Regions from separate parts of the Homo sapiens genome. Here all the other regions are linked to region 3. A link is a loop called in an ENCODE intact Hi-C map of the cell type or tissue named here. Cell type or tissue: PC-9. All regions are shown on one strand.

Region 1 (8,000 bases), 74 kb after region 3:
AGGCTGGGCACGGTGGCTCATGCATGTAATGCCAGCACTTTGGGACGATGAGGCAGGAGGATTGCTTGAGCCCAGGAGTTCAAGACCAGCCTGGGCAACAAAGTGAGATCCCTGTCTCTACAACAAAATAATTAGCTGAGTATGGTCGTGCACACTTGTGGTCCCAAGTACATGGGAGGCTGAGGCAGGAGGATTGCTTGAGCCAGGAGGTCGAGGCTGCAGTGAACTATAATCATACTACTGCACTCTAGCCTGGGTGACAGAGTGAGATCCTGTTGAAAGAAAAGAAAGAAAGAAAGAGAGAAAGAAAGAAAGAAAGAAAGAAAGAAAGAAAGAAAGAAAGAAAGAAAGAAAGAAAGAAAGAAAGAAAGAAAGAAAGAAAGAAGGAAGGAAGGAAGGAAGGAAGGAAGGAAGGAAGGGAAAGAAAGAAAGAAAGAAAGAAAGAAAGAAAGAAAGAAAGAAAGAAAGAAAGAAAGAAAGAAAGAAAGAAATTGGGAATTTAGTAAATGTTAAAGAGTTCCTATCTATGTTTATTCTCTGTTATGACTTACATGAGGATGAATAAAGAATGCATTTCCTTTTAAATTATATTTTGGATATTGTCCTGTGCTTCTTAAATACAACACTGTCCCAGTGCCAACACACAGGAATCTAGGCTTTGTAAAATTTACACCTATAAATGGGTGGGAAGGGCCTGCACGAATGCAAAAGTATGCCTTTCACCCAGGGCTCTGGTAGCTCCACATCTGTCTCTGCCAAAGAGAATGGAGCCAAGGCAAGTAGAGGTAGTAGAGGTCTATAACTGGTCAGTTCTGGATACAGGCGGCAGACAGCCTGGACAGAGAAACACTGGATCTTGGGAGTGGGTGGGGGAGGGCTACCAAAACAAGGCACTGTCCTCACTATTTTCTGGGACTTTTAGGCCAGGGGTGTCCAGGAACTCATGGTGGTGGGTTGGAGGAAAGGGAAACTCATTTTGGAACCAGTTTGCAGCTTGATGCTGGTACCCTGGGGCAGCCTCAGGTGGTGCAGGCGTCCACCCAGACCATTGGCACACCAGGAGCTGCAAGCCACTGGGCTATGGAGATCAATACAGGCAGGTGGTGGCTCTGAGGCAGTCACAGTTTCTAATATCCCACATAGAGTTTACTCAAAAAGAAACCTCTGTAGCTGGGTGTGGTGGCACATGCCTGAAATCCCAGCTACTCAGGAGGCTGAGGCACAAGAATCGCTTGAATCTGGGAGGTGGAGATTGCAGTGAGCTGAGATCATGCCACTGCACTTCAGCCTGGGTGACGGGGGGTTGGCCGGGCGTGGTGGCTCATGCCTGTAATCCCAGCACTTTGGGAGGCCGAGGTGGGTGGATCACGAGGTCAGGAGATCAAGACCATCCTGGCTAACATGGTGAAACCCCGTCTCTACTAAAAATACAAAAAATTAGCTGGGCGTGGTGGTGGGCGCCTGTAGTCCCAGCTACTCGGGAGGCTGAGGCAGGAGAATGGCATGAACCCGGGAGGCAGAGCTCTGTCTCAAAAAAAAAAAAAAAAAAAGCTTCTACAATACACTCATAAACCCCCCAAAAGGCTGCAGATCTTAAGATGAGAAGAGGGAAGACCCCTGGGGCAAGGCCAATGAGAGACAGCAACATAGATGGGTTAACTGTGGAGAGAGGGGCTCTTGATCGTGGCAGGGCTTGTGGGTCCAGGCTTGCTACTGAAAAGTTGAACTTGAGGGAGGTAATAGCAAAGGTAAAGCAAGGTGACTTGACAAAGGAAGGCATCATTTTAGATGGGAAGTAGTGGGATGTACTGGATGGCAAAAGCCAGAAGACTGGGGGTTGAAGCCTTGCCCATTGCTGACATTTTAAATAATATTGGGCTCTCCATTTTCCCATCTGAAAAACAAGATCTCCAATATCTTAAAATGTTCGGCACATTGTGTGCCTTCATTCATTTATTCATTCTACAAAAGGGTTGAGCACCTTCAATGTGCCAGACACTAGGCTAAGCGCTGGGGTCATGAGGTGAGTGGGTAGATGTGGCCCCTGCCCTCATGGAGCTTACATTCTACCGAAGGAATCAAAATGTTGGCAAGACACTTGCTGCCTTCCCCCTTCCTTCCCTATCTCTTTCTTGTGGAATGGGCATCAGCCCTTGCATTTAGAAATTGCCAGCAGAAACAAGGAAAGACTCAGAAGACCGCTATCTTAGGATAGATAGGAAAGTGAAACTGATCTCCTGGCCATCCTGTCTAGCATAAGGGCTTTGTGGAGAAGCTGGAGAGCTTCCAGAACAAAGCCAGGAAATGATTATAGCCTCCTTCCAGGCCTTTCCAAGAAAATTATAAATCTTTTTCCAGGCTTCCACAAGAAGCAAAGATAATCAAACCAGCATTTTAACCACTCTTCTGACATGGGTAGGATGTCTGACAGGCCATGGCTAGAAGCTGAATAGATGATTAGAAAGGGGATCACAGGACAAAAATGAAAAGTACTGTGATGATCAATTGTAAAGGTAAAAATACTATAGTGGTGATTTAATCAAGGTTATATATACCAATTCTTTTTCTGCTCTATGGAGAACTGTTTAAGATACAACATATTTCTGTTGTAGCGCTTATTTCTGTTGTTTAAGTTAGACATGGAAAAGAACTTTTTCTAAGAATGCTGAGATGCCAACAAAGTGGAAGGTCATAGAGTAAAATCAGCTTTCTTATATTTGAGGGAATACACTTGCAGATAAAATAACTAGATAGTTGGCCGGGCACAGTGGCTTACACCTGTAATCCCAGCACTTTGGGAGGTGGAGGCAGGTGGATCACCTGAGGTCAGGAGTTCGAGACCAGCCTGACCAACATGGTGAAACCCCATCTCTATTAAAAATACAAAAATTAGCCAGGTGTGGTGGTGGGCACCAGTAATTCCAGCTATTCAGGAGGCTGAGGCAGGAGAATCGCTTGAACCCGGGAGGTGGAGGTTGCGGTGAGCCAAGATCACGCCATTGCACTCTAGCCTGGGTGACAAGAGTGAAACTCCGTCTCAAAAAAAAAAAAAAACAAGAAGAAGAAGTAACCAGATAGCCACATAAATGCTTGTTATCTGATTCTTTCCTTCAAGGCTAAAACCAAAGAAACACTGCCCAGTATCAATGATTATTGTCTTTGATATGTAAGCAAAACTGGACACCTGTAGGCTGATGGAGGTTTTGTCCCACTTGAAGACTCTCTGTGTATGTGATTCCCTGCTTGGGCCTCCAGTCCATCTGCTGCCCTCTCCATCGGGCTCACTGTCCAAGTGGCTGGCCTGCAGGGTCTGCCATGGGCTCCCTGGGTTGTGCCACTGGGAAGCACTGGCAGGCGATCCTCTGGAGAGCTGGAGGAAAGTGAGGCAGGATATCTATCCACCTCCTCCACTGATGGCTTGCTGGGTTCATTTAAGGAGGGCTGCAGCTCCTGTTGATAGACCTTTCCTGTAGCTGCAGTTCTTACTGCATTCAGGTAAATGTTCCTTTCCCTTGCACATTCAGGCTGATTGGTGGTCATGGACTGTTGCCAACCCTGGGGTTCCCTTAAACTTGCCTAGACTTTTGTAAATACTCTTTTAATAAACTACCCTTAGTCACCCCTTTGAGTGTACGTGCCATCTGTCTGCAGCTGGAATTCTGACTCATACTCTCCGAATCGGACTCGAGGAATTTCTAAAATTTCATTCAACATTTATTTTAACAAAAAGGCTTTGAGAAACTACTTTATACAAGCAATAGATACTTAAACACTTAGTAATAACACCTAAACATTTTTGAGTGATTGTGATATGTAATCATTACTGGACTAAACAATTTAGATGGTTTAATCATTGCAGCAGCTTTGCAGTGAATATGTTTTTAAACCTCTTTTCCTATACGGAAACAAATATTCATTACAGTTAAGTACCTTGCCTGAGGCCATGACACCAGTAAGTAGAGGAAACAGGATTCATATTATATTTTAAACATATTTTCTTGATGGTCTTTTATATACAATGGTAATTATAATAGAGTGTTCAGAAAAATAATGAAAAATAGGAGGAGGAAAGAACTCTACTACATGCCAAGCACTGGATAAAAAAAATCTAGGCTCTGCTTTCTGAAGTTAAAGTCTAGTAGGGCGGCAAACATACACAGATCACTGATGGCCAAGTTTATCCAGTGAACGAGGGGTGGCAGAAGAGCATGGTGGTGGCAGGGCAGGGTGGTGGTCATTACATGCAGTGATATGCTGGCAAATGTTTCACAATGGGCCCACCCGTTCCACCCTGTGTTAGAGTGCTTGCAGTTTCTGTAGTATAGATGCTTCCAGCTTGGCTGACTTCAGGCTATATGGCATCACTGAATGGGGAGCTGGGAAGAGATTTACTTGATTGTGCTCCAGCACACCTCTAAATTGATGTGCAAGGGCGGAGAATCATGAACAACCTGGTGTGTGGATAAGATCTGCTGCAGCCCAGGAAACAAGCAGGTGAGGGACCATGGGCGGGGGTGGGGATGAGGCTGGAGAGGAGCTAGAGAATACCAAGGGCAAGGCTGTGGTTGATTGGCTGGAGCTGCACTGTCCCGTGTGTAGCCACACATTGCTCCTCAGTGACTGAAATGTGACTGGTCCAAAGTGCAATGTGCTGTGAGGGTAAAGTAGACACCAGAGATTGAAGACTTACTATGAAAAAAGGAATGCAAACTATATCATTAATGCTTTTTAATATTCCTTATGTTAATAAAATTTATAGATGTCATTGGTTTGGACTGAGCAGGAGCACTAGGCCCAGCAGACCAAACCAAAGTGGAGTTATGCGTGCTGAAGTTCCACCCTATCAAGCCAAAAGTAAATTGTTTATCTGACCTTCTGAGAAATCAAGAGAGAGACAGATAATAGCCTAATCCCCAAAAGAGTCAGTTTTAGCCAGCATGATGAGGAAAGTGCCCTCTGCTTTTACCTTTACAAGGAAAGCAGCTTTGAAACAACCACTCTGATTTTTCATTCTGTTTCTGCTTTCTTCAGCCCTTTTCTGTCTATAAAATCTGCTCAGCCCATTGGAACACTTATTCTGTTTTATAAAATAAGATGTTGCCTCATTCTAGAATCACAAATAAAATCCAACTAAGATCATTAAACTAAATTTGTTGTTATTTTGTCTTTTGACAATTACATGTTAAGATAATATTTTGGATATATTGGGTTAATCATGTATGTTATTACAATTACCTTATTTTGTTTTACTTTTTTAATGTGACTACTAGAAAATTTTAAATTATGTATGTGGCTTGCATTGTATTTCTTTTGAACATCTCTGGGCCAGAGAATTTGGACTTCTTTAGCAGGCAGCAGAGAGTCTCAGAAGAGTTTTAAATGGATGTGGTCTGCTTCCAGTAAAGATCATCCTGGTTCCTTGTGGAGTTTGCTGAACCAGGCCAGAGGAGGGAAACTGTTGAGAGTCCAGGCCAGAGGGATGTGGGACTGAATTAAAGGCAGTGGAGTTGGGGATGAAGAAGGAGAAAGCAGAATGGAAGGTGGACAGAGACGGATCGAGGATGGTGCCCAGGTTTCTGGCTTGGGCCACTGTCTAGCTGGGAGTGGTAATAACAGGGATTAAAGTACAGGAGGGATGAATATTTCTAGGGGAAAGGTAATGAGTTCAGTTTCTGATATGATGAGTCTGAGGTGTGAGGGGAACATGCAGGTGTCCAACAGGCAGCCGAGCCCAGGAGGCTAGAAGCCTATGGGTTCCATCTTGAAAACGTATTTCAAATAAACCACTTCCTACCATTTCTATGGCTACTACCCAAGCTCCAGCCACCATAATCTCTTATCTGAAGAATTGCCATAGCAGTTGTTCAGATTGCTGGTCTCCATGCTGATGCATTTGCCATGTCTCTCAGTGTGGCAGCCTGAGGAATCTTGTCAAAAGCCACATCAGCACGTCATGCCTCCCCTTGTAATCTTCCGATGAATCACATCACACTCAGGGTTCATGCCACTCTGTACAGAGACCTAAGGCCCTATGCAACCTGGCTCCTCCTACTCTTTGAGTTCCCATTACTGAGGGAGACTCAGTGCCTCTGCTCCAAAGGCATTGGTCTCCTCACAATTCCTAGAACTTGTCAGGAACTCTCCTACCGCAGAGCCTTGGCACCTGGTACCCTAGCTCCAAAGCCCTTTGCTTAGATTAAGTTGACTCCCTCACCCCCTTCAGGGCTTTACCCAACGATCCCCTCTTTGTGAAGCCTCCCTGTTCATTCATCTAAAATGACACCCCTTACTCTTTCCTTCCCTTCTTTATCTTTTTATTAGCTCTCACCACTATTCATCATACATGTTACTTATCATGTTTAATGTTTGTCTCTCTCACTAGAATGTTAGCTCTATACATCAAAGATTTTGTCTGTTTTATTTTCCGTTGCAACTCCTGTGTCTAATAGTAGGTACTGGATTAATATTTGTTAAATGAACAGATGAATGACAGCATATCAGTGGGTAAGCACATAGATCCTAGAAACAGACCTGCTATTGACATACATCCCAGCTCTGCCACTCATCATTGTGACTGTGGGCCGATTATTTAACATCTCCGAGTCTTCATTTTCTCATCTATGAGATGGAGAGATTAATAGTAACTTCCACAAAAGATTATTGTGAAGACTCATTTATTCAGTACATGTGGAACCCCTAACAAGTGCCATGAGGTGTGCTTAACCGGGATTAAATAAGATATTGTAGACTTTGATGCTGGGTCTGCTACATTGTAAGCCCTCAGTAAATGCTTACATTCACTCAGTAAATGCTTACGAAGTTCACGTGTTGAAAACGTAATTCCCAGTGCAACAGTGTTGGGAGGTGGGGCCTTTGAGAGGTGATTAATGAATGAATTAATGTTGTTAATGGATAGATTAATGGGTCCTCATAAATGATTAATCACATCATCAATAACAAATCTCATGCATTTGTTATTGCAAGAGAGGAAGTGTTATAAAAGTGAGTCCGGTCTTGTGTGCTCTTGCCCTTTCCTCTTTCATCATGGGAGGATGCAGCAAAAAGGCCCTCACCAGACAAGGGCCCCTCGACCTTAGACTTCCGAGCCTCCAGAACTATAAGAAATAAACTTTTTAATTTATAAATTTAGCCAGGTATGGTGGTGCATGCTTGTAGTCCCAACTACTCGGGAGGCTGAGGCAGGAGGATCCCTTGAACCCAGGAGGTGGAGGCTGCAGTGAGATGAGATCATGCCACTGCACTCCAGCCTGGATGAGAGTGAGACTCTGTCTCAAAAAAAGTAAAATAAAATAAAATAAAATGAATAAATTACCCAGTCTGTGGTATTCTGTTACAGCAACACGAAACAAACTAAGACACTGAGTATTAGCACGAGGAGGAGGAAGAGGAAGGGTATCTGGCAGTCAGGAGAGGGGGCTGGTGTGAGCTGCCAATTTGGAATGAGCAGCACTGAAAGAAGGGTAGCTGGCCCAGGGAGAGCAAGCAGAATGGGCAGCGAGAAGTGTGGACTGTGCCGACTCTGCAGGGATGAGGCCATGACGGGGAGCTGGGAAGCAAGCTGGACTTTCAAGCCTGGTTAGGGAGTGGAAGGGGAATTCTGGTGTCATCATCAGCATATGAATCAGGCCTCCAGTGCCGGAGTCCAGAAGTAGAGCAAAGACCTCCCCAAAGCCACAAGTCATTGCTCCTGCAACACTGTGGGGCCCCCTGTAAGGTGCAAGATGCGGTGAGAAGAACATAATGTCACAGGGTCCTGCCTGCCTCAGACTGGATTAGGGTTGGACTCCGGAGTCCCAGGCCTCACTACTTGTGAACCCCTTTGTGAAGAAGCTAGAGCCTCATTCTGGGCAGCAGTGGACAAAGGCTCCTCACCACCTTTTAGTGAGGAGTGAGCTAGGGCTCTGTGGAGGCAGAGATCCAAGGACTGCTGCACCTGTGCGGGTCTCAGATGGCGCAGAGATGGAGGTCAGCATTCTGGG
Region 2 (8,000 bases), 180 kb after region 3:
GTAGGAGAATAATGGCTCTCCGAAGTTGTCCATGTCCTAATCTCCAGAACCTGCAAATATGTTAGGTTGCATGGAAAAGGGGAATTACACTTGCAGGTGAAATTGAGGTTGCCAACCGACTTGATCTAAAGATTATCCTGGATTATCTGGGTGGGCCCAATGTAATCACAAGTGTCCTTAAAAGTGGAAGAGGAAGGCAGAAGAGAAGTCAGAGTGGTGCAGGGAGAAGGTCTCAACCTTCCATTGCTGATTTTGAAGATGGAAGAATGGCCACGGACCAAGGAATGTGGGAATGTTGGCTACTTCTAGAACCTGAAAATGGCAAGGAAACAGATTCACCTCTATGGCCTCCAGAAAGGCCTAAGATCTTGATTTTAGCTTAGTGAGTCCTATGTTGGACTTCTAACCTATAGAGCTATAAGATGATAGAGTTGTGTTGTTTTCAGCCACTGTGTGGTAATTTGTTACAGCAGCGTTAGAAAACGAATAAACCATGCATCAACAAATCTTCGGAAGCAGCTCCCCAAGCTTGAAGAATGTTTCAGAGTTTTCAGATCTTTGCTCCAAACAAGGCAACCACTCTTGCTCCATTTTTAAGTTTCTCCAAATTTTGTGTTTCAAAAGGAAGATATATTATTAACGTTTCTAGAATTAATGGCTGCAAAAATGGCTTGAGGAGTCTCAAGTAGGTGGGAAACAAGTATGATAAGGTTTTTTCTTTCTCCAGTCACCACTTTGCCCATCCTGTAATGACTGTCTTAAGTATATTCCATAATCTAACAATCACATTTATTCATTGTCCAGCCCAGTCTGGTTCAAAATGCCAACCTCGGATCCAATTTAAATCTCATTTCTTACCTCTCCTTGGGAAAGTCAGCCCTCAGCAAGGGATTTGAGGGAGGTCGAGTGTGTGGTCAGTCCTCTTATTCTTCACTTTCCCTTTCATGGGTTAAGTGCCTTTAGGTTGGAGGGGGACAGGGACCATCTAACATGGCCAGCCACCTGTCTGTGTGGGATGTTTCTAGTGTCACCCTGGCTCGGTCAGGGTCTATATGATCCTGGAAATTTTGATGGTACACTGATCTTATCATAAATGATGGGCAAGGTTTTTTGGAAGCTGTATCCAGCCATACCCCTGTTCTGAGTCCCCCTTCAGGGCAGCCATATCTCCCTTTGACCAGCATTGTGGCTTGTGCCTTTAACTTCCTCTCTGGGCAGGGCATTGCCTCACTTGGCCAATTAGCTTACTGCCAAGCAACTGATGGACAGTAACCTCGTTCCTCCACCCAGGCCACTTCCACAGGCCTTCTGCCTTCAGAAATCTCCAGGTTTTGGCCTCAACGTTCATGGGTGCCTCCAAACTCCCAGCACACAAGCCAGGTTCTTCAAGAGCTTTCCCAGGGTCACCATGTTCTGCTCTACTCCGAGGGCACCCCCAGTCTCAGAGCACATCCAAGTCTCCACCTAGCTTTGGGGAGGAAGTCACCTCCCCTTGTGAACACCACATTGACTAACACTTGCCCTCTTTCTCCTTCTTTCCCTAGCTCTCTGCTTATATTACAGAGGGGAGCTGGGGTGAAGGCTGGGGGGAGCCAGCAGGACGAGTTCTGAAGCCTCTTATTAAGCCTTGAGCAAGGGGTCTAGCCCCTCTTTAAAATGAGGGGTTCCTAATTAACACCCTTCCTTTCAAATGCAGCCTGGCCTCCCATTCCTCTTCCACTTTCTTTTCCAGCTGCTTTTCAAAGAGCCCACCTTTTGGTGTTGACTTTTCATGGACTCCACTTGTCAGTTGTAACAGCTACCCTCACAAGTGAGCCAAAGGATTCAAAATAAGGTTTCCTGTGAGCACAGTCCATAAGGATTGGGATTTGTATTTATGAACATGGAAGAAGCCCAGCCCCATAGAAGTGAAACACAAAAGAACGGAGGAGTTTTATTAAATGCTATGGTCTGAATATTTGTGTCCGTCCCAAATTCTTATGGTGAAATTCTAACCACCAAGGTGATGGTGTTAGGAGGTGGGGCCTCTGGGGAGGTAATTAGGTCATGAGGGCCCTTAGGAAACGGGCCCGGGAGCTCACGTGCCCCTCCCACTCTGTGAGGACACAGCGAGGTGCCATTTATGAACCAGAAAGTGGGCCCTCAGCAGACACCAAATCTGCCAGTGCCTCGATCTTGGATTTCTCAGCCTCCAGAACTGTGAGGAATAAATTTCTGTTGTTGACAAACCACCCAGCTTGTGGCACTTTGTTATAGTAGCCTAAGTGGACTCAGCTACTAAACTTAACAGAATAACAGGTGAGATGGGGAGAACTGCTGCGCTTCAGGCCCCTCCCAGGAGACCACCCTCACCTTTCTCTGAGCTACCTAGGGGCTACAGGGAAACGGACTTTGACTCTGAATGGAGCTGTGCAGGGGCTTCTATCTGTGACCCAGCCCCTTGGGCCTCAGAGCCAGCAGGTGTGGACGAGGCTACATTCACAGTAGCGGCCCACCTGCAGCTGCCTCTTACCCACCCACACAGGCCTTTCTCCAATGCACACTCCAGCCCCAGCTGTCTCTGCATCCCCAAAGCATTCCCTGCCAGCAGAGGAACCCCTGGGTGCTGCAGGAGCTGAGCTGGTGCTGCTCTCTGATGTGCTGGAGCCTCTCGGGGTCTGCGGAGAGGCGTGAGGCCTGCTTCGCTCTCCTCCTTGGGCACTGTCAGACAGTCCCAAACTAGAGCTTCTTGTGCCCTGTCTTACAGGTGCTTTGCGTTTTGTTTATATAACACTTAGCATTTACAGCATTCTAAGCAGTTTACAAACACGAACTCCAATGACTTCAGAGCAGCCCTCTCAGGCACTGCGGGCATCACCATTTAATGATGAGGAGGCTGAGGCGTAGAGAGGAGAGGTAACCTGCCCACAGTCACACAGTTGGTGGGTGACAGGATGAAGCTGAGATTTTTAAAGAATATTTTATCATATATATATATGTGTGTATATATATTTTACTGGCCACCCTTTCTCTCCTGTGACCCAGATGAGGTCTCCAAGGGACCAGATGGAGAACAGATGCAACCACACTGAAGTCAGAATCGCAGCTTGCCTCCGACACCTGACGCTTCACTGTTGGCGAGGCCCACTATGCCTCGCTCTCCCCCTGTAATGAGTTCTATCCCAGAGGCTCCTATACCCTTTAGAAATAAACTGCTCAGGCAGCCCAACCAGTTCATCCAAGAGGCCTGGAACCACAGCAGCGTCGACAGCTGAGATGAGAGTTGGTCCCTGATCTGATACAGAGCCTGGGTTTAGCTTTGATTTCTCTCTTCCTAGGCAAGATCTTTAGAGAATAACTTTTTGTGCCTGGCCATCTCCTGCTCTTTTCTCAACCCAAAAGGGCTATGTTCACCTAAAGAGGAAAAGCAAGAAGGCTTCCTGGGCTCGGGAGGTCAGGGCTGGAAAGAACTGCTCACCATTTCTGAGCCGATGAGGACTCACCTGGGCTCCTCACTGGTCAGGGAACTGTGGCCCAGCCGCAGAGTGATTGCTTTGTCAAGAAGGGAAACATTTACCTTTCCTTCTTCCCTCTGCTCTCTCCTAATTAACAATTAAATGGAAGGAGTTGAAAAGACATGTCAGAGACTTCAATCTCCTCCCGGCCTGAGGATGAAGGGGGCTCGAACCTGAATGTTCTCTTCGCTGTGGCCAGAACCTAGGGGGCTGGGGTTGCTGCCAGCTCGACTGGAGGCCTGCTTCCAGCCCCAGGCTGTGGTGAGGGGCCTCACAGATTTCACAAACAGGAGGGCGGCTGACCAAGCGCCAAACTATTTAGACAAACACACACCCTCCCTTCCCGCCAGAGTTTGGGCTGATTTCTCCCAATGCTAATGAACAGCTCATAAGTATTAATAGACTCCTTGGCACCTAGGAGTCAGGCAGAGTAACTTCCAGTGTGAATTTTGGCCAAGGACCCTGATGCAGCCTCAGGATCTTCCAAGCCCCTGTTGAGTCCAGGGGGCATGAGACACACAGGGAGGCTGGGGCTGCTCCCAGGAAGCAGGCTCACAAGAGCCAGACAGGCTCCCACAGACAGCTTTTAGGTCACAGAAACCTCTGCCTGCCAGGTAGGCATGAACACAGAAACCCTCCCAAATCCTCAGACTGTGGAGCACACTCCAGGTGAGCCAGGATCAATCCCTGGTCTCAGAGAACACTTAGATGGGGGTGAAAAGCAGGAACTGAGAGCTTCCCACCCAGCACCTGTCCCTGCTACCAGCTAAACCTGTGTCGGTCAGTGCAGGAATTGTACAGGTGATGCTCTGAGCCTGTGCTGAGGCCATGTATGGACTGAGGAAACCTCACTGTGTGTATGTAAAGTTAATTCAAACCTATTTCCCTGAGTGCTTACATATTTTCATAAGGAAAGTTCTGTTAGGAGAGCTGCCTGAAACAACACCTCTGCCTGTGCTCCCACTTTCTCCCGCTGGTGTGGGGAGGAGAGGCTGACATCGCTGGGTCCACGTTCCTCTGCCCTGGGTGGGGTATTAATGCTGCCATTCCCACGCTGCCTGCTGTTTCCCCTCATCCTCAGGAGGGCTGGTCTCTGTGCTGCAGGCAGCTCCACCAGGCCTGGGAGCATGACACCGTCTGCCAATGCCTTGCCCAGGTCCACTGGCCTCACCCTTCCGCAGGCCTGCGCCTTCTGTGACTCTCTGCCTCAGCAATTTCTCTGGATTTCTTTGTCCTCAGGAATGTGCTGGGGCCACAGGCAGGTCAGGCCAGGCTTTCTGGGGAGTGAATGCTCTCTGCCAGTGGCGGATGGAACTGGTAGACACGTCCCCCGGATTCCTCGCCTGCAAGTGGGATGGTGCCAGGAAAGTTCTACACCATCCTTCCCAGGTCCCAGGAGGACAAGCACAGTTGTCCACAAGGTAACCAACCTGCTCATTCAACACACTGTGTATTTGCTTCCCTCCCTCATCAGCCCCTTTAAACCCCACAGTAGGTAGGAAATGACAGAAAACAAGAGAAAATGCTAGAGATAAAGGAACTTCTTTAGGATTCCGTCAAGACTACATCCCTGAGAAAAGCAGACTCTGGTGAATCATTTAGGCCCACAGTGTGTTCTGATCATTGTCCTGGGCTAAATCATCAACCCAAGGCCTGCTCGCCCTTTGAGTCCACGCAGGACAGGAACTGGGCACATTTATCCTTACTTTTGCAGGGCCTGGTACCTCACAGCACTTAGTAGGTTCCGATAAATGCTCAGCCATGCTGAGTTAACTCCACAGTAGCTCAGCTGGAAGGAGTTCTTCAAAGACCACTGAGATGAGAAAGAATGACTTTGTTGAAGACCTTCTCTGTCCATCCAAAGCTGTCAAGGGTCAATTGTTCGGGCATTGCTACCTCCCATTTGTCTCTAGCACTGGAGGAGTCTGCTTTAAGTTCCAGGTTCTTGAGCCAACATAGGGCTCCTGGCTTAGGAACTGTGTGTAGTATTCAGGCAGGAGAAGCCTGGAGCTGGGCCTGCCTTAAGGGTAGAAGGTCCAATCCTGGAATGAATGCCTCCCCATCTCCAGAATCAGGACCAGGATATCCAGGACTCCTTTCAATGCTGTTTCTACAAGCCTCACCTTAGACATTGCTGTCATGATGTAATAATATTTGACCATAGTATTTATTGTATGTGGCAGGGAACCAAGAGGATGTTGAAAAATCCTGGTTGGATCTGAACTTGGAAACAAATTTGAGGAATCTATTTTACTTAATCCTACTGAAAAATTCCCTAATGAGTTAAAGAAGAACAAAGTAAAAGAAGATAAAAAAGCAGTTGGTACTTGAAATGAAGATCAAATCATCAAGTCCTATATGTCACCCACAGATCTGAGATCACTGACTCCCAGAGACACCCAGTTTCTCAGTGTCAGTACACACTGCCTGGGTTAGTAAGCACAGGCTGAGACCTGGGAGGAATTGATGAACCAAATGTGTCTGGGCTTTTCACTTCCTCGGCATGAGTCAGCCAAGAAAGCCCACCTCTCCTCCCCAGCAGCGTGCAGGGCCTCTGCAGATAAATGTGCAGGATAGCAGACCTGGGTGTGGTGCTGCCTGGCACTGAGCCAGCCCCCAGATTCTTTGGCTGCAGAGTGGCCTGGCCAACTCACACAGGTAGCGCCCTTTTATTCTTGGAAAAGGAAGCACCAGGTGGAAAGGGAGGTTAAAGGAGGGAACACAACTTTTTTCCAGACCCCTCTGCCCAGGATGTTAAAGGTTGCTGGAAAATGCCTTTGGTGGCTTTAAATGTCACAGATGACATATTCCAGGATGGATCCAGCCTCCACTGGACTTGGCCCCTCTATTTTGATTCCTGCCTTTCCCCAGCCTCAGCCCTGAGCGGCATAATATCTACACGGGGTTAGCTGCAGGTGGAACTCAGAACACAGCTCCTAGACAAGTAGAGTGAGGCCTATGGCTTCATCATCAAAATGTAAAATTTAAATATATAAATGAATAAAGGCTAGATAGACACATAAATATACATACACACATACATTTTGTCTGGTGCCAGGACCAAGGCCTTATTACAGCTCAGAGCTCCACTTTGAGCACTTGAGGGCAGGAGGGGCTCCGAGCTTCTCTCCCCTCAATGCTGCCGCAGGGTTCCTAAGCAAGGACCCACATGTGGAGGCTCCTGATCCCTGAACTGAAAGTCGACTCTCCAGTGCAACAGGTAAACTTGTTTGAGAACGTGGGACATAACGACGTCTAAACTATTGCTTCTTGGCAGCATTGGATGATTAGGTCCTCGCTAAGGCTTGCCAAGGCCTGTCCTAGGAAATGTTCCTGGGCTTGATTTCATCCTCACTGTTGAGAGAGTTTATTCCTTATAAGGTCCATCTCAATTCTCAGGGCACCGCAAGACAACGTATCTCCCCTCTCCTGTGCAATCAGTCAAAGAACATTTAGTCAACCTGAACTGGGAGCACAGCGCTCCTGGGGCTGTTGGGCATTCAAAAGAGGTAAGATGTTGTGAATCTACCAGGCATCTGCACCCTTGTTGGGGAACCAATCCATATACAGCAGCAACTGTTAAGTGGTGGCACCTGCTGGCTGTAGCACTTAATAGGTAGGTGTGCATGGAGTCAGACTGCCAGGTACACAGACCAGCTCTACCACTCACAGTAGTTGTGATCTTGGGCAAAACACAAAACCTCCCTGAGCCTCTCAGTTTCTCACCCACTAGTACCACCTCACTAAGCATGTTAGGAGGAGTCAATGTGATAGCCTATGCAAAGTGCCTGGAATAGTGCCTGGCACACAAGAGGTATTCAATACCTGCCAGCTGTTGTTGTTTTTCTGCAAATGAAGTGTAAACCCCTTGAGGACAGAGATGAGTGTCCATAGCTGTTATCTGCCACAGAGCCTTCCTTCCACATAACATATGCTCGAGGGTTTGCTGACCTACTTTGAAGAAAGGGGCAACACGAGGGGAATATAGTTTTATTGTGTAGGGTAATTTCCTCCAGGAAAGAAAAAAACAGTGAATCTGTGAAACTTGGTACAGATTGTTAAAAAAAAACTCACTTTGTAAAATAAAAGTATTTTCAACTGCAAGTATCCCTATTTTTAAATAGTTAACCAAGATTTGCATACCTGTGGTTTATTCTGGAATGTTTAGACAGGTATAACAGATAAAATCTGAAATAAGCAAAATAAGCCAAATATAATCAAGAGAAATCTGCCACAAACGTGTAGCTTGCTTGGATGAACATTACAATGGGTTTTTAAGGGAGCATGCAGAATGAAACTTTCAGAAAATAGACCTTCTCCCTTGGTCCACATTGTCAATCACTGACAAGGCTTAACTCTAGGCAGACAAAATGTTCTCCACAGGCTGGTCCCCTGCCTGTCCTGCATGTGCATCTGGGGCTGTTGCATAGTGGTGCCGGGTGGGGCATGACTGACAGGCATGTGATCTATGTCACTCCACCCCAGCCCAATGGCCAGACTGACCGC
Region 3 (8,000 bases):
AGATGGCACTGCAGGCCAGTGGCTGTGTTGTCAAGACAAACTGTGTGGTTTTCTTCATTGATTCTAGGGTATTTTCCCTCATCTTTATTTTAATTAATTATTTTTTTTTGAGACAGGGACTTGCTCTGTTACCTAGGCTAGAGTGCAGTGGTGTGATCATAGCTCACTGTACCTTTGAACTCCTGGCTCAAGCAATCCTCCTGCCTCAACCGCCTGAGTATCTAGGACTACAGGTGTGCACCACCATGGTCAGCTAATTTTTTAATTATATTTTTTTGTAGAGAGGTGGTCTTGCTATGTTGCCCAGGCTGTTCTTGAACTCTTGGGCTCAAGCAGTCCTCCTGCCTTGGCCTCCCAAAGCTCTGGGATTACAGGTGTGAGCCACTGCACCCAGCCGACCATCTTTATGTTTTATTTTTCACAAAATGTTTAACATTTCCAAATAGTGAGGCATCTTATATTTGACATATATATTTATTGTGGTGTTTTATGCTTCCCCAAAGCTATTATTACACTGATGTCCTCATTAAATCTTACAATTGTCTTAAAATGAAAGACATTCAATATTGTTACACATCTTAGCACTGCCTGGAACAAACTGATATCCTGTATAGACTAAAAGCACTGACTGCAAGTTCTTACTGAAGAATTTTAAATGGTGCATTATTTAGTTGTCTGGAAATCACTGGACCTTTGGAATTGAGCTGACTCAGGGTTCGAAACTAGGTTCAGACAGTTGCCAACTGTGTGATCTTGGGAAAATTACTTATTCTCTGTAAGCCTCTGTTTCCCCATCTTTAAAACGGTGATAACAATGGCTAATTTGCAAAATTGTTATTGTTTGCCTATACTATAACTTGGCCCCAAAGCAACTTATTGATTTGGTTATTGTCATTAGTTTTTGGGACAGAGTCTCGCTGTGTCACCCAGGCTGAAGTGCAGTGGCGCAATCTTGGCTCATGGCAACCACTGCCTCCTGAGTTCAAGCGATTCTCCTGCCTCAGCCTCCCAAGTAGCTGGGATTACAGGCACGTGCCACCATGCTTAGCTAATTTTTTAGTAGACATAGGGTTTCACCATTTTGGCCAGGCTGGTCTCGAACTCCTGGCCTCAAGTGATCCGCCTGCCTCAGCCTCCCAAAGTGCTGGGATTATAGGCGTGAGCCTCCACTGGTTTGGTTATTATAGGTTCAATAACCCATAGCTAATGTTATATAAATTTTAAAAGCCTAGGTTAACAATGAAATAGGAAACAGACCTGTTTAATTTGTAGCAAATTAGGAGAATGTGCTTGTACAACTCAAGGAATCAGCTGATTTGACTCAAAGTCCATCAGCTGATTGACTTGGGAGCTGTGGGTCTTGGGGCCTTGTTTGGTGCACAGCCCAGACGGCACTGCTTTATCACCACTAGCAGCGTGGCTCCCAAGACAGAATCTCCTGGGGCGTTGCTGAAACAGGCAGATCCTGGGCCCACCCAGACTAGATTAAGATCTCTAAAGGCAGGGCACAGAATCTGTCTTAAAACAAGTTGTATATATCATTTATAGGAACACAAAAAAGCAATAACTCTGACCTAGAATATGAATTCCTATAGACTAGTGCTGCAGATATAATAATATTAATTTGCTTATTGGATAGTGGGAAAACAAAACAATCAGGCAGCTCTGGCTCTTTTTGTCCTTCCTGCTCCCCACCCACCCCATGTTGTGCATCTTTCACAAGTTGTTGCACTTGCAGGAGCTTCTGCCACAGTCATGAACGGGTCTGGCATGACAACGATGCCAGAGAAGTGCCAACTCCATTGTGTGAGGCTGTCAGAAAATGAGATTCTAGATTGGTGAGCAAGAGTTCTCGATAACTGAGGTTAACTTTTTAAAAGTTCACATTTGTTATGGGCTGAATTGTGTCCCCCCAAATTCATATGTTGAAGCCCTAACCCCTAATACCTCAGATTTATGATGCAAGGTCTGGATGGTCTGATCGGGATCCCCACAGACCGATCAGCTTGCAGTAAAAGTCCTTGGTGGGGCATGGGGGAGGGAGGTCAAGTCCCATCCCTACTCTGTCTCACAACAGTGCTGTCTTTGTTCTGAGAGAGGGAAAGCAGAAAAGGAAACGGGGCCTGTAAAGACGTAGCTAAGTTAAAACAGAGTTGTTAGGTTAGGCCCTAATCCAATTTGACTGGATGACCCTGGGCGCTCCCTTCACAGAAACCTTGTATGTGTAGAGGGCTGATCCAGGCATAGTTGTTTTCTAGGACACAAATTAAATTACAAGCAACAAGGCCATGGTGGGGTAAACCACAGACAGTGCTGGATATCAGCTCAGGATGGGACAGGAGAGGGCTCCATGGCTGACAGCACTGACAGATGTGAGTTCATGTTCACTGCCAAAAAGCACAGCTGTTGTCACAGGGCTTACAGCAGCACTCAGAGCATGAAGAATGTAAACCATTGTGTCTTTTATGGGTTGATATATCTATTTGCTTTTATAACAAGTGATTTAAGAGACAAATAACATTATAATGAAATAGATCAATATTGCTGCTTTAAGTGGGGGAACTGTGTGCCTCAACTTTCTCAAAGGCATACAGTCATTATTAGTAACAAAAATGATTGTACTAAGTGCTAATTTTGAGGATTATTGTGAGCAATTTGTGTGGGGTGGTGGTGGGGAGGCCCATTTGCCCCACACTGAATGCCCCAGCCCTGTCTGCTGCCTCGAATCTGTCCCGGGGTCTTACTGTGTGTGGGCCTCTTCCTGCTCCTGCCACATTTCTGCTCTCTGATGTTCTCTTCCCTCTTATTTGCTCCTCAACCTTGCTTTGCTTTTCTTTTTCCTTTTATCTCTCATTCTAAATTTTATAATCTTAGTTTTTCGGTTTTTAGAGCCATTTCTAACTAAGGAGAATATCCCTCACTTTGTTAACTAAGACGTTTATATAAGTTTCTCTTACCCAACCCTCCTCTACATCTTTGGAAGATTTACTGAGTATTCATTTCAAAATAATAAAACTAAAGAATGTTTTTAATACTCACAAATTAAAGATATTGGAACACTACTAAGTGTAAATAGCACAAAACCAAAAATATTTTACTCTCTGCATTTGAACAGCATGGAAAGACTGTGGAATCAAGTGTCACATCTATCTAAACCCCCCTCCCATACAGGTTTTATAATCATTTTATTATAGCTGCTTTCATCTGCTCATATTCAGCTCTTCTTGGATTTTTAAAAAACGAGCTCTTGTGCTTGAAGCCTTTCAGGGAAGGCTTCAGGGGCAGGGGTGGTTGTTGTTCTGGACAGTTAAGGGCAGTTAGGGTGGCACAGGCTAGAGGGAGGTCATGACCCATGGACCAATAACACAGTTCAGACAAAGTGCTTCTCAAATGGAAATGATTTGGCTTTACGGATCTTGTAAGAGCATTTAGATGGTGTTGGGCTGTCAGTCGGTTCCAGCTGTAGATGGCTCTTGCATCTACAAAACACAAAAGTGACCTGGAGAAACAAGAGTGGGGCCCATTAGCCAGGCTGGGCCAAGTGCTCCTTGTGGACGGTGACAGCAACTCCCACTGTGCAGGCCCAGGGCAGAGCTATGGGGGAAACGGTGGCTCCCTCTCCCAACTGCTTGCCAGATGGTAGCTGGCTCACAGCAGCCGGTTCCCTGGGGCAGGCTGGGACCAGGTGTGGTGGACGAGGCACCAGGGGGCCTGAGAGCAGACGCTTCCTTAAATCTGGACCCTAGATGCGCAACTCACCTCACCCCAGTCTCAGCCCTGCTCTGGCAACTTTTAACTGCCCTTACTCCAAGTACTCATAATTCAAACCAGAAGATGGAGCCAAGTAACTTGAAAGAGAGCACAGGGCTTTCAAGTGGTTATTAACCAGATGAAACAAATGACTTGGAGAACTCTGCCGTTCTAGTTAGAGCACAGGCCTCTTAGGCAATGCTTCTGTTAACTAATTGTTTAGTAAAATGAAAACTGATCTAGGATTTCTCATCTACCCTAAATAAAAGTCCTATTGCATTATGTGTGGCTGTTCATTCTCTAAGGAAATGGGAAGATACAAAGTGAAACTAAAGTGGGGGCAGAATGGGAAACAAATGTAACAGATAGAAATAAAGGCACAAATTTCAATGAGCAATGCGAAAGAAGGCTGGAATAAACAGAAGGCCCATCATGTCAAGAAAGGAAAACATTGTGAAGATAGGACTTGTTTCAAAGTTAATTTGTACATTTAATGCTATTTCAAACTAAATCCACTAGGATTATTTCGTGGGGTAGAAGGCTTGGCAAAGTATTGTTAAAATTTACCTAAGTGTATATTCAGGCAATTTATCAAATTCAAAAGGAGACTGGGTCATTTTGGGAGTACTTGTGTTATCAGTGCACGTGATAGGGTTACAGTGACAGAAGGATGACTTCTGTGGAGTACACTCAGTGGCCTAAAGATACTGCATATTACATACACTGTGCAAGAATTAACTACATGTTATAGACAGAAGGACTACATAAATAATAATGAATAAATAAAATTCTTGTTGGAACAAAGCTACACATAAAATAAATGAATAAAATAATAAATAAGCAGTAATAATAAAAAGAAAGTGTATAGGTTCTCAATTTACATCATGGCTTGAAATATATTCTGGATGAATGAGAATTAAACAGGCATTGTATCATAGAAAGACTTCACAGATGTAAATTTTACTATTTGCCAAGTTTCTAGAGGATGAAGGACTAAGTTTTCAAGTAATAGAAAATCATATTGGAAAATACTTGACTACAGACATAAATTAATGTAAAATGATAGGAATTCAAAACTAGGGATTGTCATATCTACTGCAAATAGTTTCTAAAAACCTTGTATCTTTATTCTAAGGTAGGATCATAAAAATTTTAGGGGAAAACAACAGAAAAATGAGCAAAAATGTTGGCCAGTTTACAAAGGAAGACATGCAGACACAGGAATAAATTATCATATGAAAGATGTAAACTCCTGATATTAAAATGAAAACAACAGTGATATAGCATTCGCTGACTAATGTCTTAAGTACTGTATGCACGTTAAAAATAAAATGATCCAAATGTTGGAGAGAGTGCAATGAAATAGTATGCTCACACTGAGAAGAAATTGGTTTGTGTTTAACATATGAATACCACAAATCTTTAAATTTTCCTCTGTCGCTGCATAGACCACTGGAAAGTGGCTTAGCCCTAATAAATGTACTTTAGTACATCCCCACATGAAGTGCAGCATAATGGATGAGAGCTCAAATTCCAGACTTTGACTGTTTTGTCTCTTACTGGTTTTGTGAATTTGAGCAAGTTATTAACTTTCTAGGCCTCCATTTTCTCTTTTTTTTTTTTTTTTTTTTTTGAGACAGAGTCTCGCTGTGTCACCCAGGCTGGAGAGCAAAGGTGTGATCTTGGCTCACTGCAACCTCAGCCTCCTGGGTTCAAGTGATTCTCCTGCCTCAGGTTCCCAAGTAACTGGGACTACAGGCACCCACCACCATGCCCAGCTAATTTTTGTATTTTTAGTAGAGATGGGGTTTCAACATGTTGGCCAGGCTGGTCTTGAACTCCTGACCTCATGTGATCTGCCCACCTTGGCCTCCCAAAGTGCTGGGATCACAGGCATGAGCCACCACACCTGGCCTAGGCCTCCATTTTCTTATCTAGAAAATGGGGATAATAATATTTACCTCTGTGCTGCAGGAATTAAATGAAATTATATACGATGAATTTAACACAGTGCTAATATGCAATAAGTATTCAATAAATGCTAGTTGTTTCTTTTCTTACTTTTCCCTTTTACCTGGATTTTTCTACTTAATCAAATTATTTAACTGTGTTTGCTTTTGTAAACTGCTTCAAATCCTTTTTGGAACCTGGCTGCACATAAATTAATCCATATTACCAGTGCTTTCTTAAAGCATTATACCAGTTTATGATGCCAATTCCAATGGAAGAGAGTAATTAGATAACAGGGTCAGTTGTAATAGAGAGTAGTTTGATAACAGGTCAGTTGTAATATTGTAACTACTATCCTAAGACTTAAAAAGCTCATGACCTTTGATACAGTAATTCCATTTTTTGGATTCTACACATGTTAAAAAAAAACAATTTTACATATGTAAAAAGATTAAAGTTTTCATACAAAATTTGTACAAAATTTATTTATAGTTCTGTTTATAATAGCTAAAACAATCAGAATGTTCCTTAAAAAAGAAATAATTAAATTATTCACTCAAGAACACTTTACACAGTTATTAAAATATTTTTGAAAATTATATGATAGCATGGTACACACTTTTCATATAATATCAAGTAAAAAAAGTGATTAATTGTGTCTATAAATTGTCTAAAGCAATCTAAGATTACAAAGAAAAAGACTGAAAGGAAATATGCTAGTGTGTTAATAATGGACTTTGAGAAACAATAGATGATTTCTAAATCCTTTTTTTCCGTGCATTTCTGTAATTCCCCATTTTCTTTAATAATGAGTCTCCCCACCCACACACAAGGCCATTTAAGGTCCCTGTTTTTAACTCATGGATAAACACAAAGGACAACTCAGTTTGAAGTGTTCTTTGGACATGATGTCATCATCATTTCATGAGAAATGGAATCGTCTAAGGTATGATACTGAGACAGAGAGTCGCTTTCAGGCCTGTATAATGGGACAATTTAATACAGATTTCTGCTAGTAGACTCTAGACTGATAGAGTGAGAGAAAGCAGAAAACCTTTTACGGAAGGAGATTGGAAAGCAAAATCTTTGTACCAGCCTCTGAAGTCACAGAAAGAATTCCACAATCAGGGAAATGAAATTTCAGAGCAGAGTTCATTGCCTGATTGGGCAAAAGACCCTCAAACCGAATTTCTTGAAAGAAGTAAGCACAATCCAAGGAGAACATGTTGTTACTCTCATTCTAAGTATTGTTTTTTTAACCTAAAGTTATCAAAATAAAGACACTTTAGAACCCTAAGAGAAAATTATATACTTTTAATTTTTATGCTGTCTTGTCTTTTTCTGATTATAAAATTTAAATATACAAAATGTATAAAGAAGGAAATGAAATTTGCTCGTAATCCCAGCACCCAGAGAATGGCCACTGTTAAGATTTTCTGATGTGAAATCTCTCATTCTCTCTCTGGTATAGATAGAACTAATATTTCTTTTGTGCTTACCAAATGCTTGACACTGCTTGGAGAATTTTACCTGTATAAACTCAGCTCATTCTCACAACAATCTTCTGAGGTAGGTACAAGGATTATCTTGTGAAGTTCAGTTTTTTGACCAAGATGGTGTAACTGGGAAGTTGCAGAGCCGGGAAGTTGCAGAGCTAGGATGTGGGAACCCGGAAGGTCATGCTTTGCCTGTACTCCTAACTTCTCTTTTCTATGGCTTAGATTTATTATAAATACAGTACACATTTCCCAAAATGAGATTATGCTGTGCCTAATGTTTTGTACTGTAACCTGCTTTTTCTTTTGATGTATCTGAACATCATTCCAAATCAATAGATATCAATCCATTTCATTATTCTTAATGTCTGCGTTGTATTTTGCTTCATGGATAATGTATTTAACTGTAATTCATACGGTTGGATATTTTGAAGTTTTCACTGTGAAAAACAGCAGTGACGTGTACATCTTTACATGCAAATGTGCATTTGAGAGGTTATTTCAAAAGAATAATTTCTCAGAAGAGTAAACACCCAGATCAAAGTGAAGCTTTTCAAGGCTGCTGCCAAAGGGCCCTTGGGAAAAATTGTGCCAATTACATTGCCACTAGCAGCCCAGGGGAGTGTGCTTTTCTCAACATTCTAGAGTGTTTTTCAAATCTTTTGACTCACTGGAAGACATACATTTTGTATAGTGACCCACTTACACACACACACACACACACACACACACACACAAGTATAACTGAAATAAATTTTCATATTTTCCTGACTAGGCGCAATAAATTTTCTCTCTTTTCTCCTC
Region 4 (8,000 bases), 89 kb after region 3:
CTACTTACTCTTTAGAAACCACAAGACAACATTTCACAATCTATTTCCACCCAGCAGACAGGAAAAAACTACGCTCAGTTTTCAACTATCAGTGGAAAAGAATTGTTTGTATAAAAGGAATCTACAAATAATAGACACTTTATCCATTCCTTTTTATCTCTTCCACCTACATTTCTCTCAACCATTCTTTTTCACTTGTTACCAAGACCAAAATAAACTGATTTACAATTTCTCTTTTGCTCATCCTCAATGTGCCCTAGGCCTGACTTGTTCTTAGAGAACCCTCTCTGGCTCCTGTTGGTTAATGGTTTCTTTTTAACCAAATCACAACAGGTTAATTAATACGAGTTTACAGTTTTTCTTGGTATTGATGGCGTGCTCATTTGACTATGGCTAATGGAATTTCATCTTTTTCCTTTCTTAGGAAACTGAAAGTACAGTGTACTTTGTCCACCATATTGGTGACTTTATGTTGACTGAACCTGTTAAGATGGAAGGGGCGACAACTCTGGATACCTGTTAGGATTCATGTTTTTTAGAGTGTGGGAGATAAACCCTTTAGGGCTAAAAGTCTGCATCACCTCATCAAGCAAGCCACCTACACCGCCAGAAGTACTTGCTGGGAGTGGAGGGATTCTAGAAAGAGTGGCAGAGCAGGGAGATGATGAATATCAGCCACAGCCAAGGGACCACTGCAAAGGTTTATGTTAACCACTCACACAAATTTATGTAAAAGAATATTAATTGCAACATTGTTAATAATAGCTCAAATGCAAGTAAGTCAAACTTTCATCAGTAGTGGCTTGGTTAAATGAATAATAATAAATCAGTGGCTTAGTTGAATAAATCATGGTATGCAGCCATACCATAGAATATTATGCAATTGTTAAAAGAAAAAAGCAAATCCCTAGAGATCTAAGTTTGATCCCTAGAGATCAAATAAGTTTGACTTATTTGCATTTTAGCTATTATTAATGTTGCAATTAATATTCTTTATATTCTTTTTTTTTTGAAATGGAGTCTCACTCTGCCACCCAGGCTGAAGTGCAGTGGTGTGATCTTGGCTCACTGCAACCTCCACCTCCCAGATTCAAGCGATTCTCCCACCTCAGCCTCCTGAGTAGCTGGGATTACAGGGGCGTGCCACCACGCCCAGCTAATTTTTGTATTTTTAGTAGCGACAGAGTTTCACTACGTTGGCTAGGCTGGTCTCGAACTCCTGACCTAAGGTGATCGGCCTTCCTCGGCCTCCCAAAGTGCTGGAATTACAGGCATGAGCCACTGTGTCTGGCACAATTAATATTCTTTTGTAGAAACTTGTGTGAATGGTTTACATAAACTTGTGTGAGAAGAGATGTATCTTGTCTCACTAACTCTTATCTTGTTAAGTTTTCCCCCAGAAACTGTGAGTGTCCACCCTCTTGAAGGCGCAGTGGCGGAATGAAGTTCACAGAATGGAAGATGTGAGCTGGTCTGAGTGATGCAAGGGGTGGTCTTGGGTGGGCTCAGTTCCTGCTCCCTCAGAGGCCTTTGGATCTATTTTTGCTGTTTCTGTGAACTCCGCCAGTGCTTTTTGGTGCTTTTGCTTCAAACAGCCCCATACCCGTGACTCTCTTTGGAAGACTGCCATCTGGTTACTACACTGCTTTGCCCACAGGTGCAGAGCCCAGACATGCCAGGAAGTTTCCATCTTTTTAGGGCATCCCTTAGCCAGAGACCAACAGTTTAACGCCACAAAGCCCAGCTCCCTTGTCTCCATGGGGACAAACTCAGAAATCTCACACACTCCCTTGTGAGACCTTGCCTGCAGTTGCACCCTTGCTTGGCTTCTTCTCAGTCCCCTGCCGACTTGCCCCATTCCCGTACCAGACCCGTTTCTTTGGGAGCTTGTCTTTACTAAGTCACTTGCACAGGACCCTTCCTCTCAGGATCCACTTCTGGGCAATCCTCACAAATAACAGACAAATGATAATAGGTAGCATTCACTGAGTTTGACCATGTTTCAGGCACTGTGATAAGAGCTTTTTACATGCCCTGGTCCACTTAGTCCTCCAGAATTCCATCAGGCAAAGCAGGTGCAATTATAGCCTCTTGGCATAGTTTAAACTTGGGACTGCAGACCCTGGTGCCTGACTGCCTGGGGTCAAATTTCAGTTCTCCTAGTTACTAGCTGTGTGGCCTTGGGCAAGTCACCTATTTTCCTCACCTGTAAAATGGAGATAATAATAGAATCTACTTCACTGGTTTGCTCTGATGAGCTAAAGTGAGCAAGGCATTGAAATGCTCTGTAGGTATTTCCTAAATGAACAAATACTTCACACAGTAGGCCATGGAGATTTACAAAGATGAAGGCCAGGCATGGTGTAATCTCAGCACTTTGGAAAGCCAATGTGAGAGGATCGCTTGAGCCCAGGAGTTCAAGATCAGCCTGGGCAACATAGAAAGACCCCGTCTCTACAAAAAATAAAAACGAATTAGCTGGGCATGGTGGGGTGTGCCTATGGTCCCAGCTACTCAGGTCGAGGCTGCAGTGAGCTATGATCATTTCAGCCTGGGCAACAGAGCAAGACTCTGTCTCAAAAAAAAAAAGAACTAACTTGCTCTAGTTCACCCAGCTAAAGTTGGCAAATTTGGGGCTCAAATCCAGGTCTGTGAGATTTCAAAGCCCAATTTCTTGGCTATGATTCTATGCCACTTCTGTTCAGTACCACTGCCCCTTCTTGGGCCTTCATATCTTTCAAAAGGACCACTTTTCTCCAAGTCTCCCTGCCCATTGCTGGCTTGCCTTTGCGAGCATCAAGTCCTCCCTCAGCAGAGGGAGACTGGGTCTCCCCGCACTGCCCTGGGATGGAGGCAGCTCTCTACGCTGCTGGATCCTGCCTTGTCCTGGAGGGGCCACCACATATTCATTCTTAAGGGGACTTCTCCGCAGGCTATACTTTCTTCATTTCATCAGCTCACTCCCCGCCAGCAACCCACCAGAAAATCAGAGAGAGAATTTCCTTTGCTACTGGAGTAATAGCTTATGAGTACCTCTTTTCTAAATCAAAAACTCTATTCTCTGTTTTCCCAATTGCAGAGGTAAGTGGTAAATGGGATAATAATTTAAAACATATGGAAACATGTGAGGAGGAAAGGAAGTGAGAAAACTCTCACTTGCTGCCCATATGGCTTTTCTGAGTTTTTTAAATCCACCCTGGCCTTGACTCACTGGGGCCATCACAGGGCTTTGGGATGACACACCTGGCAGGCCTGGCCAATGTCCTTATAAGGCAGCAGCTCTGCGGGGAGTCAGCTGCTTCTCTGGCCTGCGTGTCAGTCGGGCGATGAAGCAACACCCCTGAACTGGGAAGGGCGGGGAGCAGTTTGCTCCTGATTCTCCATAGCCCCACTCGGGCAGCCCTACTTCCTTTTTTGTCGGGTTGAAAGTGAAAAATTGAACTCTGGGAGAACAGAGAGAATAAGGCCACTTATTTCCTTTTTACTTATATAGCAATATTTATTGGGCAGCTGCTATGTGCCAGGCATTTTAATCTTACCAGCTCACTATCTACAAGAAAGGGAAGAGATTCAGTTGTAGTGCTCAGATCTAACCATGCAGTTTCTCTCATATATGTGTGTGTGTGTCTGTGTGTGTGTGTGTGTGTATATGTGTGCAGGCCAAGGGGGTAGGGGGTGTCTTAAGCTCCCTTCAGGTCCCAGATTTGGGAACAGCAGTATAATGAAGAAGGGACATTTACCATTTAATGTCATACTTACCAATGTACCAAGCGTGGTGATTTACATACATCATCTCATTTAATCCTCAGGGACTAAACATCTACTATGAAGTAGGCGTCAGGGGCTAAAGCAGAATTTCCTTGAAATGTCTACCTAGGTTTATCTTGCTTTTCCCCAGATCCCAAAGTCGGCCAGCATGAGGCCCAATGGTTTATATACATCTTAACCTCAAAGGGTGTTTTCTGTTTCAACCTTAATACTTACAGCTCAGATCTGTCACCAAGGTTTGCTTCCAGTTCAGATTCTCAAATAAACTGTCCTGGCCAATGGCAAATTCTTGACTCCCTGGGCTGATCTGTCCCCTCCCAGGATGCCCACAGCCAGCCACCAAGGATTCTGGATCCCTGAGAATTTGCTGACTCTATCCCCCCACCTTACCTGTCTTGAGATAATCTAACCTCTGGGCTCCCAGGTCATGCCCCCACTCCACCTCCCTCAGTTTGTCTGCTCAGGACCCAGCTGCTCTGCTGGGTGAAGGAGCCAAGACCTAGTTGATACCCCAGGGTTTCCAAAGAATCTTACCTCGTTCGAAGAAGGGATGCTGCAGACTTGAACCACTTTAGGACTCAGTCTAGATTGAGTTCCCTGTGCTATGTTCTTTCCTATTTCCTCTTTCACAGCCCTCAGCATGGGTTTCTCTCTTGGACAGGTGGAGACAATTCCACTGGAAGAGCTGGAAGCATACCTAGATGGCTTCTCTGTGTTTGAAATGTCAACCACCCTCTCCTCTCCAAATTTCCCCAACCTCATCTCCCTCCATCTTCTCCTTGCTTCCTCCATTGTGGCCACATCGGTCTCCTTTCCACTCCTTAAGCCAAAATCTAGGGTTGCCAGATAAAATACGGGATTCCAAGTTAAATTTGAATTTCAGATAAACAACATGTAATTATTTTAGTATAAGTATTGTTATGGTTTGAATGTGTGTCTCCTCCACAATTCATGTTGAAACTTAATTTCTAATGTAATAGCATTAAGGAGCGAGTCCTTTAGGTCAGTGGTCCCCAGGCTTTTTGGCACCAGGGACCAGTTTTGTGGAAGACAATTTTTCAACAGGTTGGAGGGGTGGGGATGGTTTGGGGATGAAACTGTTCCATGCTAGATCATAGGCATTAGTTAAATTCTCATAAGAAGAGCACGACCTAGATCCCTCGCATGCATAGTTCCAGTAGGGTTCCTAGTCCCATAGAGAATCTAATGCTGCTGCTGATCTGACAGAGGGTGGAGCTCAGGCCGTAATGCGAGGGATGGGAAGTGGCTATAAATACAAATGAAGCTTCGCTTGCTCGCTTGCCCCCACCTCCCGCTGTGTGGCCTGGTTCCTAACAGGACATGAACCTGTATTGGTTGGTGGTCCAGGGCTTGGGAACCCTGCTTTAGGTGATTAAGTAATGAAGGTGGAGCCCTCATGGATGGGACTGGGGCCTTATAGAAGGGCTTGAGGGAGTGGGTTTGCCCTTCTGCTCTTCTGTTCGGTGACACACAGTGTTCCTCCCCTGAAGAGGACGCAGCAGCAAGGTGCCATTTTGGAAGCAGAGACTGGGCCCTCACTGGACACCAATCCCAGCTAATTTCTGTTCTTTATAGAGGAACCAGTCTGTGGTTTTGTGTTACAGCAGCACACATGGTTAGACTAAGACAAGTGTGTTCCAAATGTTGAATGCGACATATACTAAACAATCCCTTTTCTTGTTCATCTCCTCTTGTTTCTCGTCCTCCTCCTCCTGTTTGTTAACTCTGCAACTCTAGGCTTAGCTCATTCCCACACTAGGGATGTTCCTCCTCTGACGATGACATGATTTTCTCCTCTCTTCGACTCTGGCCTCTGCCCAAATACCTTTTCTTCAGGAAGGCCTTCCCTGATCTCACATCTCAAATGGGAGCCCCATCACTCCCCATTCCCCTTCCTCTTGTCTTATTTCCCTCACTGCTTTATCCTGCCTGACTTTACCTTGTTTTTGTTTGTTTGTCCTCCACTAGCATGGACTCCTCAGGAAGGCAGGGATTCACGTCTGTTTTGTTCACTGCCATTTCCCTAGTGGCTCATAGGGCCTGGCATAAAATAGGCATCCGAAAACTATTTGTTGAATGAATGGATTATTCTGCAAGATGAAGAGAGAAAAATTTGGAGTTTCCAGGTCAGCCCAAGAAAGAGAAGATTGGAGAAGAAGGCTATAAAATTACTGGGGGAAGAGAGGAAGGACAATGGTAAAGGAGAGACAGAGAGAGAGACAGACAAAGAGACAAGTTACTTTCTGAGACCTTTCTGAGTCTGAAGGTATGTGAGCTCAGAAATATAGGCCTCTACACAGGCTGCTAGGTTGCATCTCCAAGGAGAAGAGTACGATGTAGAATTTCAAAGCACAGGCTTTGACAACCCAGACTCAACATTTGTAAAGCACCTAACAAAACATTTGACACTTGGCAAGTGTGTATCAGAAGGCAGCCGCGAGTACGTCTCATTGACAACTACACCCCTAATGATGAAATTCACACTCATCCATTGCCTCTTTGATTTTAGCTGACTTGCAGCTGATGGCTATTTTTCAAAAGCAAACAATTTTTTTTGTTTTTGTTTTGCTTTTAAATTGTCACAGGAGGGTTAGGGTGCCCACAGGGTGATTAAAAAATGTCAAGCCAAGTACACTGTGAGCCATGTGACTCCCAAGCTGGCCTCATCGAACGAGGATTCAAATTCAGCCACAGTGCAGGGATAAGTCACTACACTCAGGGGCCTTTGAGGTTTCTAGGATATAGTTGAAGCTGCAAGTGTTAAACCCAGGGGTGTCAAGGGCCCATGTCTCTGAGCACACAGGACAGGGTGTAGTTGTTAGTGCTGAAGCCAGTCCAGCATGACGTTTGCTAGCTCTGTGATACACAGCCTCACCTTTAGACCTCACATTCTTCCTGTGGAAAATGGGATGACAATTCCTGCTCTGTCTTTCTTACAGGTTTGGATGACCATAAAATTAAATAGGGTATGACAAAGAGCTTTGGTGACTGTGAACTACTATATAAAGCTTAGGATCGTCATGATGTCATCAGCATTGTCTGCAGGGGTGGTCTTGGCTGGCTGACTATGGGTTGCCAATCCCATGGACATCTTGGTGTCCTCCACGCCCTCTTCTCGGCGCCAGGGTAAAATGCCAATCAGTGACGTGTCCCTGTGGGACTCAAATGACACAAGATGATCACCCTCTGGAGCTCTAGCTCTGCATCCTTGGGTCAGGCCAGCAAGTGCTGCCAGATGTGCACCTCCCAGTCCAGCAGCCACTGCAAAGGCAGGAAATTAGCACCAGCTCTGAGTAAACATCTCTGTTCTTTAACTCAGCACTTTGCTATGTTAGTAATTAGCTACACTTTTCCAGGACTAGACACCACACATGACAAGTCCCACGATCCCCAGTACCAGTGAGACAGTCACGGCCTGGGCAGGCTTCAGCCCCTCTCCTGTCCCAGCCTCAGCAGTTCTGGCAAGTTCTTAGATGGCAGCACATTCCCAGAGCCAAATGATGCATCCTGAGACAGACAGGCAGGGAGAGGATGCACTGGTGTCCATGGCCTTGGCCCATGATAGCCTGCAAAGCCAGTTGCCCCTGAGAAGCAATTTTTCTTTCTCTCATTTGGATGCTTATTGGCCAGAGCTGTCCTCAAACTGCAGCAGGCAGTATCCTTGCCTTAGGACCTGCAATTTCATGCATTTATCAGACAAATATGAACCGAGTGACTGCTAGGTACTAGGTGCTCAGAACGCGTCAGTAAACAAAACAGATTTGAATTTCCCTTCCTTCATGGAACTTAAGTTCTAGTGGTGGGAGGAGGACAGAAAACAGTAAATAACTAGATTTTGAATTGTGTTAGCAGATGATAACTGATGTGGGAACTTAGCAGGTAGAAGGCAACACAAGGTCAAAGAAGCCGGGGATTCCACCTTGACTAGGGAGCTCAGGGCAGGCCTCACTGAGAAAGCACCACTTGCATGAAGGAGGTGGGAAAAGCCTTCACCTGGGGGAAGAGCCTTCCAGGCAGAGGGAACAGCCAATGCCAAGGCCCTAATGCCTTGGCCACTGCCTGGTATGTCCAAAGAACAAGGAGACCTGTGCCAGCGGCTGCAGCTGAGTGAGCCAGGGATGTAGGAATGTGTAGAGGGTGGTTCTGGGAGGTGGCAGCAGGAGAAAAGTGGCTCAAAGTCAGCTAGTGGTACCATCTGGATTTGGTTTCGG

The links. Hi-C counts contacts between places; a loop is a spot of excess contacts. Peaks named below come from ENCODE experiments on the same cell type or tissue, not always from the same donor. Only the 100,000 strongest peaks of a DNase experiment are listed, where the experiment ranks them.
Region 1: it touches region 3 in a loop (9-fold over the local background); 14 of 110 quality-filtered maps call a loop at or near these places.
Region 2: it touches region 3 in a loop (12-fold over the local background); 5 of 110 quality-filtered maps call a loop at or near these places.
Region 4: a loop joins it to region 3, with 4 times the contacts of the local background. A loop is called at or near these places in 12 of 110 quality-filtered maps.

Annotation. Positions count from the first base shown.
Region 1 is chr1:94,723,750-94,731,749 of GRCh38, reverse strand. All of the region lies in intron 2 of SLC44A3-AS1 (SLC44A3 antisense RNA 1), which reads left to right. Among named protein-coding and RNA genes, the nearest start is that of MIR378G, 18 kb to the left of the region's middle. RefSeq lists enhancers at 2,809-3,309, 7,996-8,000. In PC-9, no CTCF peak of the experiment used is centred here; DNase peaks (open chromatin) are centred at 3,149 and 3,729; H3K4me3 peaks cover 638 bases; H3K27ac peaks cover 3,656 bases.
Region 2 is chr1:94,619,634-94,627,633 of GRCh38, reverse strand. It overlaps SLC44A3-AS1 (SLC44A3 antisense RNA 1), which reads left to right. Exons shown (of 6, transcript NR_160780.1): 5 at 3,025-4,915. All of the region lies in intron 1 of LOC105378861 (a long non-coding RNA gene), which reads right to left. Among named protein-coding and RNA genes, the nearest start is that of MIR12133, 80 kb to the right of the region's middle. RefSeq lists an enhancer at 1,999-2,506. In PC-9, no CTCF peak of the experiment used is centred here; DNase peaks (open chromatin) are centred at 3,843, 4,703, 6,033, 7,653 and 1 weaker place; H3K4me3 peaks cover 2,049 bases; H3K27ac peaks cover 6,707 bases.
Region 3 is chr1:94,798,011-94,806,010 of GRCh38, reverse strand. All of the region lies in intron 1 of SLC44A3-AS1 (SLC44A3 antisense RNA 1), which reads left to right. Among named protein-coding and RNA genes, the nearest start is that of SLC44A3-AS1, 18 kb to the left of the region's middle. RefSeq lists enhancers at 3,498-3,557, 3,638-3,717. In PC-9, CTCF peaks have their summits at 3,827 (motif pointing right) and 3,834 (motif pointing right); DNase peaks (open chromatin) are centred at 21 and 3,890; H3K4me3 peaks cover 486 bases; H3K27ac peaks cover 2,801 bases.
Region 4 is chr1:94,709,191-94,717,190 of GRCh38, reverse strand. The region is part of intron 2 of SLC44A3-AS1 (SLC44A3 antisense RNA 1); the gene reads left to right. Among named protein-coding and RNA genes, the nearest start is that of MIR378G, 33 kb to the left of the region's middle. RefSeq lists a silencer at 3,166-3,215 and an enhancer at 4,642-5,599. In PC-9, no CTCF peak of the experiment used is centred here; a DNase peak (open chromatin) is centred at 3,270; H3K4me3 peaks cover 289 bases; H3K27ac peaks cover 2,322 bases.